Linked DNA regions of Homo sapiens: region 2 is linked to region 1. Evidence: read pairs that join two places in POLR2A ChIA-PET (ENCODE). Cell type or tissue: CD4-positive, alpha-beta T cell. All regions are shown on one strand. Links, peaks and the distances in the headings refer to the core of each region. The heading gives the core; the rest is flanking DNA.

What was found. Peaks named below come from ENCODE experiments on the same cell type or tissue, not always from the same donor. Only the 100,000 strongest peaks of a DNase experiment are listed, where the experiment ranks them.
Region 2: POLR2A ChIA-PET joins it to region 1 with 5 read pairs; 4 of 35 experiments call an interaction of 5 or more read pairs at or near these places.

Annotation. Positions count from the first base shown.
Region 1 is chr2:197,988,736-197,993,135 of GRCh38, reverse strand. The region is part of intron 1 of PLCL1 (phospholipase C like 1 (inactive)); the gene reads right to left. Among named protein-coding and RNA genes, the nearest start is that of PLCL1, 190 kb to the right of the region's middle. In CD4-positive, alpha-beta T cell, for the core only: no CTCF peak of the experiment used is centred there; no DNase peak of the experiment used is centred there.
Region 2 is chr2:197,867,821-197,872,220 of GRCh38, reverse strand. All of the region lies in intron 1 of PLCL1 (phospholipase C like 1 (inactive)), which reads right to left. Among named protein-coding and RNA genes, the nearest start is that of PLCL1, 65 kb to the right of the region's middle. In CD4-positive, alpha-beta T cell, for the core only: no CTCF peak of the experiment used is centred there; a DNase peak (open chromatin) is centred at 2,380; H3K4me3 peaks cover 806 bases; H3K27ac peaks cover 2,641 bases.

The DNA of each region.
Region 1 (4,400 bases), core at 229-4,228:
ATTGGAACCCATGGGAATGTAAAATGGTACCGCCACTATGGAAGACAGTGTGACAGTTCTTCAAAAAATTAAACATGGAATTGTCATACAATCCAGCAATTACACTTCTGGGTATATACCCCAAAAAAGTGAAAACAGGGACTCAAACAGATATTTGCATACCTATGTTCACAGAAGCATTATTAGTAACAGCTAAAAGATGGAAGTAACCCAAGTACCCTTCAAAAGATGAACCAATAAACAAAATGCGGATATTATCCAGCCTCCAAAAACAAGAAAATTTTGAACACATGCTACAACATGAATGAAAACAGCCAGTCACATAAAGACAAATATCATATGATTTATTTTATGTGAGGTTACAGAGTAGTCAGATTCATAGAAACAGAAAGGAGAATGGTGGTTGCCAGGAGCTGGAGGGAGGAGCAAATGGAGGGTTAGTGTTTAATGAGTACAGTTTCAGCGTTCAGTATGGGGAAATGAAAAAGTTCTGAAGATGTGTGGTGTGATGGTTGCACTACACTATAGATACACTTAAAATCACACAATTATAACTTTAAAATACTTGAAATTGCCAGGCATGGTGGCTCATGCATGTAATTTCGACACTTTGGGAGGCTGAGGAGGGGGGTTGGTTGAGCCCAGGAGTTTGAGACCAGCCTGGGCAACATGGCAAAACCCTGTCTCTACAAAAAACACAAAAATTAGTTGGGCATGGTGGTGTGTGTCTGTGGTCCCAGACACCCAGGAGGCTGAAGTGGGAGAATCACCTGAGCGCATGAGGTCAAGGCTGCAGTGAGCCATGATTACTCCACTGCACTCCAGCCTGGGTGACAGAGTGAGACCCTGTCTCAAAAATAAATTAATTTAATTTAATAGTTAAAATGATGAATTTGTAATATATATATTTTGCCACAGTTTTAAAAATGAATGCTGATTGGGAGATATACCTAATGTTAAATGACAAGTTGGTGGGTGCAGCACACCAACATGGCACATGTATACATATGTAACTAACTTGCACATTGTGCACATGTACCCTAAAACTTAAAGTATAATTAAAAAAATCTTGCTAATCATAAAAAAAAAAAATGAATGCTGAGAAGCAAGCAAGGGGCCTCATCAAAAGGAAACTGAAGTTGTGTGCAGAGCTGAGCAAAGCATCAGGAGAGACGAACCAGGAGAAATGTTTTCACCCATGGAAGACAAGCACAGATGAGCGATCTCCGGTGAGGGAGAGATTTCCAGGCCCCACAGAAGACAGTGGGTGCTTTCAGCTCCAACCTCTCCTCACTCTGATGACATACCCCACCATGCTTCAAGGGGAGTAAGCTAGGAGAGGATGAGAGGAAGTAGAAGCACTGAGTGGGAAAGAGAAGGGCTTCTCAGCACATCTCCCACTAATGAGGGCTCGTCTGCAGCAGTCCTGCACTGGGAGAAAGGGGAAGCTTTAACTTCAATAAATTCTGAAGTTTGGAATAAATATACTAAGCAGACTGTACTTCCAGTGGAAGTAGAAGTGACTGGAAGAACCATGAGGCTGTGTCTAAATTTCAAACCAGAACAATAATAAGTAGGAGCACAGAATAAATTTAAAAGAACAAAAGTGGGTGACAAAAATAAAGTTGCTTTATAATGACCATCTGTATTTGTCAGAGTTGTCCAAACAAACAGAACCAAAGGAGGTTATATATGCACAGAGAGGAAAGGAGAGAATGAGAGAGGGAAGTGGAGAGAGAGATTATGAGTAATTGGCTCATGCCACTATAGAGTTTGAGAAATCCCATCATCTGCCATCTGCAAGCTGGAATCCCAGGAAAGCCAGTGGTATTCCCAGTCTAAGTGTGAAGGCCTGAGAACCAGGGGAGCCAAATTATAAATCCCAGTCCAAGGACAGGAGAAGATGAGATGAGAGGTCCCAACTCAAGCAAGAAGGCACGAAGCGAAAGGGTGAGTTTCTCTTTCCTTTGTTTTTGTTCTATTCAGGCCCTCAATGGATTGGATGATGCCCGACTTCACCAGGAGGGAAGTCTTCTGAGTCCACCAATTCAAATGCTAATCTCATCCAGAAACACCCTTACAGACACACTCAGAAACAATGTTTAATCTGGGCACCCGATGGCCCACTCAAATTGACCGTAAAATTAACCTTCACTCCCTCCAGGATTAATACTTGTTCAAACCTAATGGTTATATAATTAATTTAATTATCCATATTCTATAACACATCCTATAAAATTATATATTAATCTTGGAATGCTATAAATTCCATGAGTTTTATCCAGACTCTACATTTCCACTTAAACTTTAAGTCATCAAAGAGTTTTCCAAAAAGTACACCTTTGCATCAGTCTAAACTGTTAGAGAAACATTTTCTGAATCTACCCTGATATGGTTTGGCTGTGTCCCCACTCAAATCTCATCTTGAATTGTAGCTGCCATAATCCTTATGTGTCATGGGAGGGACTCTGTGGAAGGTTATTGAATCATGGGGGTGGGTTTTCTCATGATAGTGAATAAGTCTCATGAGAGCTGACAGTTTTATAAAGCGCAGTTCCCCTGAACACTCTCTCTTGCCTGCCGCCATGTAAGATGTGCCTTTGCTCCTCCTTCACCTACTGCCATGATTGTGAGGCCTCCCCAGCCATGTGGAACCACACTTAGGTATTTCTTCATAGCAGTATGAAAATGGACTAATACATACCCTCACTGGAAATCTTACCATACACCTTGAATTCCAGTCATATTAGGTTAGCTTTCCTTTTGTCCTGAGGTGTATGTTTGTAATATCCACAAAATATCTGCTGCATTGCTTTAAAAGGCATGTTTAAAATTATATCCAGCACCTGCAATTGCAAACTCATATCTCTAGGAATAATAACAGAAACTGTATTCCATTTATTTGCCTCCTTTTTTTTACCCATCATGTCAGCTACATCTCTATGAGCAAATAAAAATAGCTCTGATGAGCTCGTTTAGGTCTAATGTGTCTTCCTCAAGTGGTCTGCTGCTCAAAATAAGGTAATTGAGCAGCGCCCTGTAACATGAGAGACTCTATAAAGACTCCAATATAAGGTGACTTCCATAGGCCTATACAGGAACTGAAAATTAAATAACATTCCAGACTCAATACTATCTTTAGCAAAATGGGATTCTCCAACTGTAATCTATTACCAGTAGGCACTATCTGTACATTTTCCTTCATTTGTATATTAGTCTCTGTGTATCCTAAGTAATACCTGGGAGAATCTCCAAGTGGACTCCAGGTGCAAGTCTGAGGGGTTATTTCTGCTTAGGAAGGTTTTGATTCTCTCCTGAGCAAGCTGTTTTCTAAATCGCAGCTATTCACAAAGGCATTTTACAAACTCCACTGAAAGTAATCCATCCCAAAACACTTTTTTTTTTGTTTTTTGTTTTGTTTTGTTTTGTTTTGAGACAGAGTCTCACTCTGTTGCCCAGGCTGGAGTGCAATGGTGCGATCTCAGCTCACAGCAAACTCCGCCTCCTGTGTTCAGATGATTCTCATGCCTCAGCCTCCAGAGTAACCAAAACACTTTTAAATGTATATTATGATCTTAGCACCAAGCTCACTTGGTCAGTTTTGGAAACCATCTCTTTGAAATGCAAATTATCTAGCCTGGAAGTCAAGGCCCTCCCTAAACAAACTTCTACCATTCCTCTGGTATTTCAAATCCTACTCATCCCCTCAGATCTAGTTCAAATTCCTGGTCCTCATCCCTCAGAAAGTCAAGCTAGGAGAAGTGGTGTCTCTTTCTCTAAGCCACCAAAACATTAACTTAACATGGGCTTGCCTTATGTAGAATACTCCATGTCTTCCTTTTTTATCTCCCCAACTAGGTCAAAAGCAACTCAAAGGCAGAGACGTTTCCCCAATGCTCAGTATGGTGCCCTACACCTAGCAAACTTCTATAAATAATTACTGAATGAATGAATGAATGAATAGTAATAAGAACAGCCATCATAATCTGAAAATGTTTTCATCAAATATTTTGTTTTACGCATTTTGTAGGTTCATTCAAAAAACAAGAATTTCTACTCTTCATTGTTTATTATAGTTATTTTTTGCAAGTCCCCTAGTTAGTTCTTTCACTCAATAGGATATAATTTATCCCCTTGGGTTTGAACTATATAATCCATCCTAGAAATTACACTTCACAAAAAATAAGTGATTCAATGAGATATCACCTTACTCCTGCAAGAATTACTATTATTGAAAAGTCAAAAGACAATAAATGTTGGTGTCAATATGGTGAAAGGGGAACACTTATACACTGCTGGTGGGAACATAAATTAGTACACCCTGTATGGAAAACAGTACAGAGATTTCTTAAAGAACTAAAAATTGATCTACCATCCGATCCAGCAATCTCACTACTGGC
Region 2 (4,400 bases), core at 206-4,205, 120 kb after region 1:
TAAATTAAGGTCACCAGAGGACCTGATGAGCTAAGCAGAAAGCTCTTGGATTAGGCCAGGGGGGAGAAAACTAACAAATTATTTCAGGTCAACTGGCTTTTTAAATTTTACATCTTCCAGCATTGTAAATATTAGTCCGAGTTACTCACAAAAGGTTTGTAATCCAGACTGGAATTTAGTGTCTACAGCAACAAAGTGACAGCACAGCTGAACAAACTAGCCATTCACCAGGAGTCCCAGGAGCTAAGTACCTGCCCCCACTTCTTTCCCACAGAAAGCATGTCCTTGGGTTTATTAGAGAGCCTCCAAGTCCCTTTGTAGAGGGTGTAAAGGGGAAAGCACAGGTGTCCTTGTCAGATAGGTGAGTGTTGCAGTGCTGGTCGTGTTCTTATGGTTGTGTGTTAACCAGAGCAATCAAAGCAAAATTAGAGATTTACTCAAAGCACTCAGGGAGGGGGACACTAAGGAGTGCACCTAACTTAATTTAGGTGGTATTTTGTTATTTTTGTTTTGTATTGTTTGGGGTACGATGTTATTATAAGCCAAGGAATGCCAAGGATTTCCCACAGTCACCAAAACTAGGAGACAGGCATAGAACGAATTCTCCCTCAGAGCCTCCAGAAGGAACCACCCCTTGCTGACACCCTGATTTCAGATTTCTGGCCTCCAAAACCATGAGAAAATGAATTTCCGTTTTAAGCCAACAAGGGTGTGGTAATTTGTTACAGCAGCCCTAGGAAACTAAGGCACTCCCCTCAGTGGATCCAGGTGGGGGTCTGGAATCTGCATTTTACCAAGAACCTCAGGCGTTTCAACACTTGAGAACTTCTGCCTTATCCTATTCCCTCTGGTCTCAGGAGGGCCACACTGCCCCTTCCCTTATGAACCTCATTCTAAGAACAGGCCCCAAAAAATCTAAAGCCAGGGATGTAGGGAAGACTAGGGGTTTCTCTCCAAACAGTACAGGATCTGTTTGGGGTGAAACAGATGTGTCTGCAACTGTACAGGCCCCTCACATCCCTCAGCTAACTCTTCAGGAGTTTAAATTAGGATTCTAAATTCAGGAGTCTAATCAGTCTAGTAATTTAAATGTACCTCTCATTCCTGCTTGAGGGTAAGTATCAAGCCTCTCTGTATGGCATTAGACCCAGGAAGTATCTCTGCCTCTAACACCATCCCAAACACGGAATTTTACACAATACAAAATGTTCACTCTTGCTCATGTAGTTTAATATCCAGAAAAACAGCTCCTCTCCCGAGGTGAGCATCTGAATCACGGATGGTATCAGATATAGTGAATTGGAATGATCAGGGTAAGGGAGTGTGATAAGGAATAGGGGCAGCCTGGTCTCTTTTCCCCCCAGTAGTAAGAATCTCAGCTCTAAGGAAGAGCGTCACTCCTATCTACTCACATCAATTCCACATCCAAGGAGAAGCAGTTCTATTCGAGCTCAAAGGAAAATGTGCATATTCAAGAAATATAATTATACCAAGGCAGCTGGACTTGGAGGTATGGGTAGTAGAATAAAGAGGTTCAAAGTTTTCCACTCTTTGAATAGATGTTCAAAGTTCTCTTCTGTTCAAGCCTGACACTTTTCTCTCTTCCCTTCCCGCTAACAAATATGGTAACACTCTCTGAGGGTAGAGATGCCACATATTTAGAAGGGGTAATGATACTTAGGAGGCCTGTGCAGAGGTTCCCAAATATGCATCAGACTCACCCAGGAAGAATAGTTAAAATGTCCATCTCTAGTCCCTACACCAAGAGATTCTCATTCACTGGGTCTTGGGTGGGTGGGACTCTTAACGCCACAAAAACGAACCATAGGCCTCTAACCTACATTCTATGTTAAAAAGGTCAGTGTGGCTCATGAAGATGTGACTAGATAAGGGTTTGGAGCCTACATGTACCTGAGTGTCCCTTGTACTGTGGTATCAAATAGATTGAAGGTAGTAGGAGACCAGATCAGAATTCACATCAAACACCCTAAAAGCAGCAAAGCTCCCCTTAGCATTTACTCTTATTTCTGCATGCTTTAGTAATTCAAATTCTAGCATGAGTCAATTCTAATCAGTTATTTGTGTAATTCATTTTAGCTAAAGTTCAGTAGAACTGCTAAAACCAGTTAACTCCACGGAGACACAAAACAAAAACTCCATGATGCTTCGTGGCCGCCCAGATACACGGGAATCTTTATTACCCTTCCTGTTTCACAAAGTTTGGTTTCTACCATTTAAGATTTCTGATAAATAACACTTATGGAAAAAAAAAGTATGCTTGAAACCTTTTTACAAAATCAGATAAGAAGCTAGAAGATAATGTTGTGGTTTTCTTTCATGTGATCCCTGAATTACGTAAGAAGTCTTGCCATGAAATTTACCGTTGCAGCATACCTTCTACTATGAGCTGTTGCTGCTGTTTTTACATGACAGATAAAAATTGATGGTGTCAAGAGGTGAGGAGGGATTAAAACCAAACACTAGGATAACATCAAAACTTCTTTCAGTCACATCTGTCCCCATTGTTTTGCTCTCTGCACCAGTGATGGCTCAGCAAAGAAATTACTTTTACATATCTGTTCTCTTTAATCACTGTACCACCCGTGGCAGTTGTCACAATTATCTTGATGCTTTTCTGGCTGTTCCTTCCTTCACATGATCCTCACCACAACCATTTAAAGAACAAGTATGTGACTGCATGAGTCGAACATCAACAGGCCTGAAGCCAGAAATAGTATTATTAGAGTCACAAACTGAATCTATACAAAGTGAAAAAGTTATTATGTAAATATAAATCAAAATAATCACTATTTTTGTTTATATCCCCATTTAGGCAAAAAAAAAAGAAAAAGATACGTAAATTCAGGGGAGTCAGAGGAGGTTATTATTAAGTTCCTCTAAGAAGTGTATTGCTCTTAAAATAATAATTTCACTAAGTACATTGTGGAATGGCCCATGTGGAAGCAATTTGATATGATAGAAACAATAGGGCCTTTAAATCGGACAGTCCTGGTTTTAATTCAAACTCAGTTACTTACTGCTTGGCCTTGTGCAAATCATTTCACTCATCAGAGCCTAAGTTGTTCTCTAATTTTTAAAATGGCAATAATAATGTCTGTCTCACAGACAAGATGTAAGAGCTAGAGAGGACTCTGGTAAACATTGCATTGCATTGCTCAGCGTATAACAGGCACTCAAACTGTCTGAAGCTTTCTAACACAATTATCAGTTTTTAAGTTAAAATGTGACTAAAACTCACTCTTTCACTAAGTTTAATCATTTAGGTATTAATAAAGTATAATTTCTTAGTATTTTTCTCTGGTAGTCTATTCTTTTCTCCCTTCTTGTTTGCTACTAACCAGGAAATTATATAACTGAACCAAACCTGTTAAAAGTATGTGTAAAGGCCAGGTATGGTGGCTCATGCCTGTAATCCCAGCTCTTTGGGAGGCTGAGGTGGGTGGATCACTTGAATCTAGGAGTTCAAGTGAACTTATCTCTACTAAAAAAAAAAAGCGAGACCTTATCTCTACTAAAAAAAAAAAAAAATTCAATTAGCCAGGCATGGTGACATGCATCTCTAGTCCCACCTACTTGGGAGGCTGAGGTGGGAGGATCACTTGCGCCCAGGAGATGAGGCTCCAGTCAGCTATGATCGTGCCACTGCACTCCAGCCTGGGTAAGAAAGCAAAATCCTGTCTTTAAAAAAAAAGTGTAAAATTTTTTAAAAACAAACTGATTTTGCATGTGGTTGTAGAAGGGTTTTCCAGTGAATAAAGATAAAGTACACAAGAATAGGTACTGCATAGACACTGGGATATCTCTTAGGTTATCTCACGAGCCAATTCAGCTTCCTACCTGTTTCTTGCCTAGTTTCCACCTAGTTGAGATTGTCAGATAAGCAACATCTGATATGAAAGACACTGCAGTAATCTACCATTAGTAAATAGCTCACATTTCAGTAAATGCCTAGCCATGTATTTAAATGGAAAAGACTATATGAACACTTCTTTAGCTAGAAGTAATATTCATAAGCAAGCATATGCAGAGTTTGCAGTTTTGACTGGACATAAAAGGTTCACAAAACTTCCAGCAGTTATAATAGCTAAGATAATACCTATTTCTAATGAATAATACAGTGGTCACCGGGTGGATAGGCCTTTCAATTGTAAAAATCCTTGCCATTTGTTTTCAACCATTTGGTATTTTACCTACAGGATCAATCATTGTCATGTTTAAAGTATACAGTATACTCATACAGTTGTCACAGAAATGATGAACAGTGGTTAAAGAGGTATAACTTCAAGTTGAGAAAGACAATTTACAGCACACAGCAGCATACTCAATTTTTTTTATGAGTATTTCTGTGAGATCACCACAAGAGTCAGAGTGACATCTCT